Linked DNA regions of Mus musculus: region 1 is linked to region 2. Evidence: chromatin loops called from intact Hi-C (ENCODE). Cell type or tissue: left cerebral cortex. All regions are shown on one strand. Each heading gives the region's core, and the rest is flanking DNA. Links, peaks and the distances in the headings are about the cores only.

What was found. Peaks named below come from ENCODE experiments on the same cell type or tissue, not always from the same donor. Only the 100,000 strongest peaks of a DNase experiment are listed, where the experiment ranks them.
Region 1: it touches region 2 in a loop (2.7-fold over the local background); 5 of 42 quality-filtered maps call a loop at or near these places.

The regions. Positions count from the first base shown.
Region 1 is chr1:162,475,982-162,481,354 of GRCm38, forward strand. Dnm3 (dynamin 3) reads right to left here and starts at 2,053. Exons shown (of 21, transcript NM_001038619.2): 1 at 1,682-2,053. The coding sequence starts at 1,842. Gm31985 (a long non-coding RNA gene) reads left to right here and starts at 685. Exons shown (of 3, transcript XR_373653.3): 1 at 685-894; 2 at 4,045-4,320; 3 at 5,251-5,373. In left cerebral cortex, for the core only: a CTCF peak has its summit at 2,158; DNase peaks (open chromatin) are centred at 307, 854, 1,778 and 2,046; H3K4me3 peaks cover 2,117 bases; H3K27ac peaks cover 788 bases.
Region 2 is chr1:162,547,551-162,552,923 of GRCm38, forward strand. It overlaps Eef1aknmt (EEF1A lysine and N-terminal methyltransferase), which reads right to left and starts at 795. Exons shown (of 8, transcript NM_144877.1): 1 at 554-795. The coding sequence starts at 706. In left cerebral cortex, for the core only: a CTCF peak has its summit at 2,482 (motif pointing right); a DNase peak (open chromatin) is centred at 994; H3K4me3 peaks cover 1,430 bases; H3K27ac peaks cover 960 bases.

The DNA.
Region 1 (5,373 bases), core at 254-5,253, 72 kb before region 2:
GGTCTGAGATGACGTAGGCAAAATGCTTTGCTATTGCTTTTTTTTTTTTTTTATTGAGCAAAAATTAATTATAAAACCAAGGAGAAATGATCCAGGGAACTAACTACGAAAGGGTAGCTGTCAACTGCGAGCAATTACACGGTCTTATCTTTCTAGTTCACATTGAAGCAAGAAAAACGAAGAGTATCTCCTGAGAGATGGAGCATCATTCGAGAAAAAGGGAAACGCACTTCGCAACACTCACACCCAAAAATGTGGGAGTAGTCAGCAGTACAGTTTACACATTGCCAAGCAATAACAAAAAGGAAGAAGGAGATGGAGAACCACAGCAGGAACCCTCTGCATCACAAGCCGCTCACCAGCCAAATAAAAGAACAAAGTGTAATCTCAGATTGCCCCATCCAGCCCACCGTTTTCATTGCTGCACCTTCTACCTGGTTTACTACTGGGAAACAGATTCCAGCCTTCAGGATGCACTCCTCACACAAGGCCATTAAGGTAACTCAATCCTTCCTGAATTGTTTGCTGGAAAAAACGTTGATTTCTGACTCAAAACAATAACAACTCTTTGTTGTTGTTTAAAATTGTGAGACATGAAGCTATAACTACAATTTGAATTCTGGATGTTATCTTGAAGACCCGCTGGATAAACAAGAGCTTAAGGAATGCAAGAGGATTGGTGGGGGGCGGGAGGGGGGAGGCGGCGCATGGCATAGAAAGAGTGCAAGAGAGATGCTGGTCAGTTCTGAGATGGTGCAGGAATGACAAGGCACCTGAACATCGCAAGTCCACGGTCATCCCTGGAGGTCTCGGGTTTTCAGTCATGCCTGAGCAGTGAATGGGTGCACACTCATAAACACACCACCGTTTATTCTTCAGCTCCCAAGGCGAATGGTAGGCAAGCATCTCCCCGTAAGCCTTCACCACAGGGATTTCGGGGTTCACACACCCCGCCTCCCCTGCTCGGGGCAGGCGATGACTGTTTCAAACAGTGTAAGCCTTCACCACAGGGATTTCGGGGTTCACACACCCCGCCTCCCCTGCTCGGGCAGGCGATGACTGTTTCAAACAGTGTAAGCCTTCACCACAGGGATTTCGGGGTTCACACACCCCGCCTCCCCTGCTCGGGCAGGCGATGACTGTTTCAAACAGTAAACAGCTGAGATGAGAGTCAGGGACAGGGGATGGGGGGCCGGGGCGGCGGGGGGGTGGGGTGGGGGAGAGGGGGGTGTGGACGAAGAAGGAGGGGTACATCCCGGCTGAGAGCTTCCAGGAGAGTGACAGGGAAAGGAGAGGGGTGTTGAGAAAGAGAACTGGCGACTGGAAAGCACCAGGCTGCGCTTCCAGGCTGCCAGGGGCTGGCGCGCACCAAGCCAGCGAGGGAAGTGGATCCCAGGGCGTACCCCGACTCCCCCACCGAGGGTGGGGAGGAAATGGCTTTGTATGGCAGGATGAAAGGCAGACAGGGGGTCACCACCGGGTAGAGAATGCTGGGGCGAAGGATGCTCAGAGCAAGGAGGACCCCGCCCGCTCTAGAAACACTAGTGCTCTGCCTCCAATCCGCTGCAGCCTCTAGTCCACCCTCGGGGCTCCCCACACCGTTCCATGTTCCAACGGCCTGAAGCACGGGGCTCCCCCCACCCCCACGGACGCGCCCCCACCGCGCTCCCGGTGCGCTCACCTGCCCACGAAATTCTCGAGCACTGAGCTCTTGCCGGCGCTCTGGCCGCCCACCACGGCGATCTGTGGCAGCTCTAGCAGACAGCTCTGTCCCAGAGCCGAGAAAGCGTCCTGCAGACGGTTCACCAGAGGGATCAGCTCTTCCATCTCCCGGTTCCCCATCTTGCCTGTGCGGCCAACTGCCCCACAGGTCCCTGTTCGACTGTGTGACCTGGCAGGCAGCCCAGGCCTCGAAGCACTTGTCCCGGTTGTCGCTGTGCGGGGCTCACACGGCGGAGTCCCTGCACCGATGTCCGATCCCTGCCTCCCACTGCTAGGATCCTGACAGCTCACAGCCCACGACGCGCTTGCGCAGCCCAGAGAGGCGAAGGAGGCGTGGCCTGGTCCTGAGACGGTCACGCCCACACCACGCCTCTCGCCCTGCTTCTCCCTAGAGTTTCCAATCCTACTGGCCTACGGTTGGACTGCCTCCCAGCTTCAGTCAGATGCCACTGCCCAGGCTAAAGGGCAGAGTACTGCACTTGGTCAAGGAAAAGCCTAAAATCACACCCAACAGGAATTGTTGTTCCTTTTGAAGGAGCTAAACCACACAGACGAAGCCTAGAGGAAAGCACTACCATCTACCATCAGCTAACAGCACGTTGACATCAGCTTCACCATGCACCACCACCACTGTACGCACCAGAATACATTTCCCAAAAGGAAATCTCACATTTCACCCCCTACTCCAAAACCCCAGATTGCTGTGGGATGCAGAGATAAACTGGCCTTTTAGAGTCAATCCCCATTAGAAAACTGGGTTACCTGACCTTATTGAAGTACTCATCATTACCAGCCTGTCCTACTCTACCTTCTGTAAGCTAAAGTGTAGTTCCTTGAACCTTTCTGTTCCCTACTCCTACCATACTCATTCTGGCTTTTAGAATTCCTTGCCTGAGCTAACTGTCCTTTTAGCTCCTGGTCAGGACAAAGAGATTGGCTGTTGAGTCCATTGTAACCACGCAGTCTGCACTCGATCCGTTAAATTTAGCACACTGAGAAGAGTCTGTGCCCGGAGATGGAGACACGAAGATAAATGGCCATGGTTCTTCACCTCCTTATCGTGGTCCTGTTTCCTGTGCATTTTGAATACTGATACCTCTCAGGATTTAGTGCGCAATATTTACTTGTCCTGCACATCTTCCATCTGATGATTGCCCAATGGCTTTAAGTAACCTAAAGACTAGAGACTACATAGGAAAATGTGTTGCATCTCTAGCACCCTGGGGTCTTCACTGTCACTTAGGCATCACCATTGCACTATTGCCCTTCTAGGACAACAGTGAACCAAGTCTGAGCCTGCCCCACGTTTCCTAGGCTCGGTGGCTCTCTGGATATGCTATATGATAGCTGAGTCAGTCTTTCACTTTTCATGCCTGCAAAACCAGTACCACATGGAGTACAGAGCCATGCTTTGCTGCCGGTTTGGGATGGAAACTTTGGACCACTATTGCAGCAACCTCTACGCACTGACCCTGAGGAGCTGGTGGCAGGGACGTCTGTGGCAGAAGAGGGTGGAGGCTGGTCATATTGCATCTATAGTCAGAAGGCAGAGTTAAACGGATGCTGATCATCAGCTACCTTTGTCCTTCCTAGGCAGTCAGAAATCTCAGAAATCCCAACACGTGGAGTAGTCCCACCTTAACTAACCTAGCTAAAGACACGCCCAGAGGTTTGTTTCCATGGTGATTCTAGATCCTTCCAAGGTCAATGTATTTGATATAAAGAAATGATTATGGTTAAATAAAGTCATAATGGTGGAACTCTAGTTTGAAAGAGCTAGTGTTCCTGTAATAAAAGACACCAGAGACCCAGCCCCATCTGCCATACAAAGACACAACAAGATGGCAGCCATCTTCCAAGCAGAAAGATGGCCCTCACCAGGACAGATCAGCAGACATCTTGACCTTAAACTTCCCAGCCCTGAGAACACTGGATAAAAGTGTCTTTTAAAGTTATGCAGACAATGGCATTTTGTTATACGATTCAAGCTTACTGCAGATGTAGGGTGTATTTAAAGGAACCTGTGATGGAAACCAGGGAGCAATGACTGCCTCTGCAGAGGGTCATGGATAGCATCTAAGAAGACATGGTCCTTGCTGGGTTCCTCCTGTACACCACTACACTACACGCTGTATAAGCTGAGGACACTAGCCCACGTCCAAAGTGTTTTGAGCTCTAATGCAAAAGACTATATGCTATTGTGCATTAGAAAGAAAATATATCAGCTATTTGAAACCTCTAATCCGTCCTGTTCACTTAGTTCAAGAAGCCGTTCAGAATTACTCTTGCCAACTGCTTTTCTTCTTTACTTCCCTTTTCCAGATTATTCCACAGTAACATGGGGACAAGAGACTCTGAATCCACGCAGAAACAGCCAAGGTCCTTCAGAGGTGTAGATTTCTACTCATAAGCTAATCCACGTAAAACAAACAGGAAACAGAAATACAAAGTGGAAAAGCAGATGGGACAATCCCACAGAAAGCTAATATCTACCTTTCCAATATATATGAAAGCTGAGGAGGGATGTCTGCTCAGTGACGAGTGTCTTGAATGTATCATACAGTCATCTCAACCCTGTCCCAACCCCAGTGATGGATGGTAGGTTCCTCTCCCTGGCTCCCATATCTATGTCATCACTACTTTCCTGGTAACTCCTAAAGATTCAAAACTCTTTTTGTCTTCTGTGTGTAAGAACTTAGTAAGCCCATAAGAACACTGATACATAAGTATGTATTTTACTTCATGGTCAATCTAAAAGATAACCTTAATGAAAGAATAGCACCAAAGACCAAGAGGAACTTTTAAAACTGATGTGGCCTCCCCCAAAAAAGCCACACTCCATGAAACACAGTCACACTTCCCTTTAGATAAACAGAATTTTCTCCATTTTGATCACCTACCTTGTTTATAGGACTTAGTTACACACAGCCTGGCTATTTCCAAAATTAAATCTATAAATAATAAATATATATATATATATATATATATATATATATATATATATACACAGAGACATATATTTTAAATATGCTGCAGGATGAAAGCATTCCCTGAAAGAAAAATTTTCAGTAATGAAAATATGCCTAGAAAAAAATATGTAAACTCTCCCAAAAAACACAGACTCAGATATATGAGTTTAGGGATTCATGTTCTTAAAAATCCACCACATTATTACAAAGTCATATCTTGTTTATTTCCCATAGTGCTCAGCACAACATTTAATAAATTTTTATGAGGCAGAGCTGCACCAAAATTGTAAGCATTTGCCATGCTATCCATTTAATAGCTGGGTAATAATACTACTGCCTCAAATACTACTTAGGATCTATTTGGGCTCTTTGCTTCTTTCTGCAAAGGTTTTTCTTTTTCTTCCCTTTGCACAGATTTTAGACCCTGTCTGAAAATCAGATTCACTGCAGAGGCCTTTTCAAGCTTGTTAAACACGATGAGAAATTTAAGCAGGCAGACTGTCCAAGCTGCAGTCATTCTGTGTGACACTGACACCATCCTTTCTCTCCTTCGACTTAGGGGGCTGGTAAGAAGGTATGGACTCCCTACCCCATGCTCCTCATGCACTGCCAGGCATCCAAACAACTGCGGAAGAGGCCCTCTAGGCTCCTGCTTCAATGGCTTCTGTTCATTTGAGATCTG
Region 2 (5,373 bases), core at 312-5,311:
ATCTCTATTTGACCACCTACTACATGCATGGCCTCCAACAGTCACTTGAAAAAAATAAGTGCACAACTACCCGCCTGAATTTGTTGAGATAAAAGGCCCGAGCATAGCAGACCTTAAGTCTCCTTCCCTACCGAAGCTCCAACTCGTCCACACCTATTTAACTTGGAATTTAACTTGTGTTTGTGGCTTCCTGCTCCTGTAGCTTGAGGGCTGGGCACAAAGCCTGAAATTTGATGAGCACTCGGCAGTGACTTAATAAACATATACACCAATAAAGTCCCACGACGCTACCTATTCCACACGTGTGCACAGTGACACAACACCCTTTCAGTCTACTGACGAAGCCACTATTCCAAAACGGGTTAAGGATGAAGTTTTAACTGAAAATCTTTACTTTTAAATGGCTATCTTTAAGGTTGCCACTTAGCCAAGATGCTGGGCAGAATCCTAAAATGATAGATCTGAGTGGGGTCCCCACGCCTGCCTGCCTCCTGCCTCCTAAACTTAGGATTGCTATCTTCAGTCCCCACAAGGGACTGGCTGCACGCCATACCTTTTCCTTGGGCTTTATGTATTTGTGCAGCACCTCGCACAGCTCCAGATAGGTCCCATACCACTCGAAAGCTGTCTTCCCTCGCTGCTGGAAGAACTTCTCCCAGTAGTCGGCAGAGCCAAACTCCTTGGAGCTTTTAGGTAGGAGATTCATGTTCCCACCGTGAGCGGCGTCTTCGACACTGCTCCTGGTGACAGATCACCCCGGGAAGCACCGGGAGGCAGCAGCGGCGGGAATCTTAGCCACTACAGGCACCATAGATTTGTTCTGCACGCAAAACCCAACCGAACCGGGCCCTGTGCAGCAGACGCGCGGACGAACCACTGAGCTGGCCACGCGCCGCTGCCGCCCCCCTTGTTTTTCTTCACCCTCGGTCCGCGCCCCACGTGCAGCAGCCACACACTCCCGCAGCTACACTCAGAACCTAGAAACCATATCCGGGTAAGAGGTCTCGTGATTGGGCAGGCGGAGCGGGCGGGACTTCCTGCGGGACTCCGGGCAGAAGAGGCTTGCTTCGTGGAACCGGGCGGGGCTGCGCGCGCAGCCTCTGTGAGCTGCGCTCTATCCCCAGCTGAGAGCGCGAGGGGCAACGGGAGCTGACCTGCGCAGGAGCAGGAGTCTCAGCTAGAAACCCCTTCCTCAGGAAAATGTGAGCTCATCTCCTCTTCCCGGAATCACTTTGCCACCGTTCTTGGTCAATTCAGAGGAAAATGACTGCTTTTTCTACTCCAAAATACAGAGCCCTGCTATTAATACAGTAACAACGGTGAATATCAGGAGACTTAACCGAAGTGCCTCCCTTCCCTGCCTCTCAAAACACAGTAACCATTCATTATGAAGATGCTCATTTTATCATTGGAGTCCTTAAATTGTCATTCTGATGACAGTTGTAAAGACATAGTTTATGTGTCTGATGAACAATACCATCCTTTTAAATGATCGTTTTATGAAAATATCCCAAGGAAGTTCCTAGTGAAGAGCTGTTTTGAAGAGACGATGAAAGAAACAGCTCTCGCGTTAAAGGAATAAGAGATGGAGCCCAGATATGACTGGCCATAGCCCAGGAACACAGATTTAGCTTCCTCAAATACCATGTTCCCATGAGGTAGCAATTGCATGAACTTTTATAGTAACAACACAGAAAGTAGTAAAACGGGACACTTACAAATACATTGGTGAGTATATTGTAAGATGATTGCAACCACAAGAAAACCTAGAGGTCTCTTCATACTTTCCAAAGGTCTTACCTAAGGGTCACAAAAGATGTTGCCAAGTACTAAATAACTACTAAAGGACCGGAAGATGTTCTAGGAAAATTTGGCTCTGGAACTGCATGCAACCTTTCAACGGCTTCACATCATTGACGTTGAAATCAATGAGCCTTTGAGGACACAGCTCCTTTCCAGAGATTCTTTTTCACAGCCTATACACACAGTGCTAGCACAGACACGGAACAGTTAGAGTAGACATAAGTTTTAAAGTCATCTTCAAACATTACAGAATCGTCTATTGGACTTGTTTTTATTTTTAAAAAGTTTCATATGATATAATCTGGTAGTGGTTTCTTCTTTCCCGACTTGTCTCAGCTCTTCCCCACCTCCTCAACTCCGTGACCTTTCTCTCTAAATAAAACACACAGTATTTTTTTAAGACTTATTTATTTATGCCAGGTGTGGTGCCATGCCTTTAATACCAGCACTTGGGAAACAGAAGCAGGTGGATCTCTTAAGTTCGAGGTCAGTCTGGTCTACAAAGCGAGTCCAGGACAGCCAGGGCTTATTACACAGAAAAACCATGTGTCAAAAAACAAAAAACAAAACAAACAAACAAACAAAAAAAAAAAACAAAAAACCTACCACTACAACTAATAATAATAAACAATAAAATATTAGTGTTTTGCCTGCATGTATGCCTACATGCCAGAAGAGGGCACCAGATCTCATTATAAATGGTTATGAGCCACCATGTGGTTGTTGGCAATTGAACACTTAGAACCTCTGGAAGAGCACCCAGTGCTTTTAACCTCTGAGCCATCTCTCCAGCCCAAAACACACAGAATTAAAAAAATAAATAAATGAATGAAGAAAAAAAACAGAAAAACTACCCATCAAAACACAAGATTAGGGCTGGAGAGATGGCTGAGCGGTTAAGAACATTCACTGCTCTTCCAGAGGTCCTGAGTTCAATTCCCAGCAACCACGTGGTGGCTCACAACCATCTCTAATGGGATCCGATGCCCTCTTCTGGTGTATCTGAAGACAGCGACAGTGTACTCATATACATACAATCAATAAATAAATTCTTTAAAAAAATTACTTCTACCAAAAAAAAAAAAAAAAACCCACAAGATTAAAAACCATAATATACAGGCAAAAGACCAGTAAGGCTAACATGTCCAAACTAAGCAATATGAGACTAAAAAGTCTACAAAAATACCCTTGAGTCTGTTTTGTGTTAGCCATCTATTGCTGGGCATGGGGCCTAACCTTAAGTGTGAAATGAAATTTAACTTTTCATTTGCAAGCTGCTATCAAATACAAGTAACTTCTTGTTAGGTACTAATGCCAGTGCCCACTTCCCCATTCAGGGTTGGCTCCCCTGTGGCTTGGACCTGTGCAGGCTCTGTGCATGCTGCCACCATCTCTGGGAGGTCACTCACATGTGCATCAGTTGTATTATGTCTGGAAGACACTGGTTCCTTAGAATCATCCATCTAAGAGGGGTCTGCCCTTAGATTCTGTCTGTCTTCTCTTCTGCCTAGCTCCCTGACCACAGAGGGGAAGGGTTTGATGAAGGCATCCTATTTAGGACTCAGTGTCTGTGTTAGTTAGGATTTTCTATGAAGAGACACCATGACTACAGCAACTCTTATAAAGAGAAATATTTAATTGGGGCTGGCTTACAGTTTACAGGTTTCATCCTTTATCATCATGGCAGGAAACATGGAAATATACAGGCAGACATGGTGCTGGAGATGTAACAGAGAGTTCTACATCTTGATCTGAAGGCAACAAAAGGAGACTGTGTGTCATACTGGGCATAGCTAGGGTATATGAGACCTCAAAGCCCACCCACAAAGTGGCACACTTCCTCCAACAAGGCCTCATCTACTCCAACAAAGACTCACCTCCTAATAGTGCACTCCCCTTGGATCAAGAATTGCTCCAAGTGCACACATGTCTAGGAGAGCCATTCCTGTTCGAACTACCTCAGTGTCCAAAATCTCTGTCTCTGCACATTGTCTAGTTGTGGATCTCAGTAGATTGATGATGTCTTAGTTAGGTTTTTACTGCTGTGAACAGATACCTTGACCAATGCAAGTCTTATAAAGAACAACATTTAATTGGGGCTCGTTTACAGGTTCAGAGATTCAGTCCAGTATCATCAAGGTGAGGACATGGCAGCATCTAGGCAGGCATGGTGCAGGCAGAGCTGAGAGTTCTACATCTTCATCTGAAGGCTGCTAGCAGAATACTGGCTTCCAAGCAGCTCGGATGAGGATCTTAAATCCCACACCCACAGAGACATACCTACTCCAACAGGGTCACACCTAATAGTGCCAATCACTGTATCAAAGATATACAAACCATCACAGATGAATTGCCCCACCCTCAACCCCTAGCAAAGTTTTATTTTAAATGAGTATACTGTCACTGTCTTCAAACTCACCGGAAGAAGGCATTGGATCCCCTTATAGATGGTTGTGAGCCACAATATGCTTGCTGGGAATTGAACTTAGGACCTCTGGAAGAGCAGTCAGTGCTCTTAACCACTGAGCCATCTCTCCAGCCCCCACTCCCCACCACCACCACCAAAGTTTTGATGTTTTAGTTCAGTGGTGAGACCCAGAGGTCTGTTTCTAACAAGTTGCCACGTGAGGCTTTACGGATGTTACCTCTGAGCTACTGTCAGATCCTTGAAGGCTTGCCCCTTGTAAACCACTACTTTAAAATGTAATTGAGTCATGAGTGAAAATGGATATGGTGTGAGACAGGATAGAAAGGCAGGACAAATTAAGGGGACACTAGAAATAAAAGAAGCCCCCCCCCCTTAGAACATACTTCTGTTTCCCACTAGCTGAAAGTCAACACAAAACAACAACAACAACCTTAACACAGCTGAAAAGTCCAGAATTACCTACAGAGATTGTGCTAGTTTTCCTAAAAATATATCAAACAAGTATTTTTTTAAAATGCCAAACAACCATGTGGCAAACAACAAACTGCTTACACAGGGCCTGATTACACAGGGCCTGGTTGCTTAACCCTTGGGTCTAACCATGCCTGCGCTCCTCTCTCTAAGCTCAAACAATATTCCATAGAAAGCTACTTTAACAATTTCATTTATTTAAAAAAATAACATGGGGAAAATAAACAAACTAGCCCATATTTCTTTACATAATTCTAAAGCTTTGCTTAATTGTTAGTCCTTGTTGTAAATAATATCCTCTGAGCAATGAAATGACGCCATAAAGTCACATTATGTAGCCATTGTAAAGACGCCTGAGTGGTACTCTTTAAGAAGGCCACACCCACATGTGGATATATTTTGTCCTTTTCTTAGGTATCTCTTTCTAAAAACAAGAACTTAAATCTAAATTGTGCACTATCTATCACTTATGCATAATAAATGCACAAAACACGCTCATTCCAACTTGTCTTGGAATTCTTTTCTTCAGAGCAGTCAAGAATCTGTGTTCCCTGAGTGGAGGTCCCTAAGGGCCAGAAGTCCTCAGGCCATTGGTGGCAGTTCCAGGATGTGTCTCCTCACTGCTGCTGATAGCTTTAGCTCCATAATTTTAAAAGGTTAACCCAAAATAT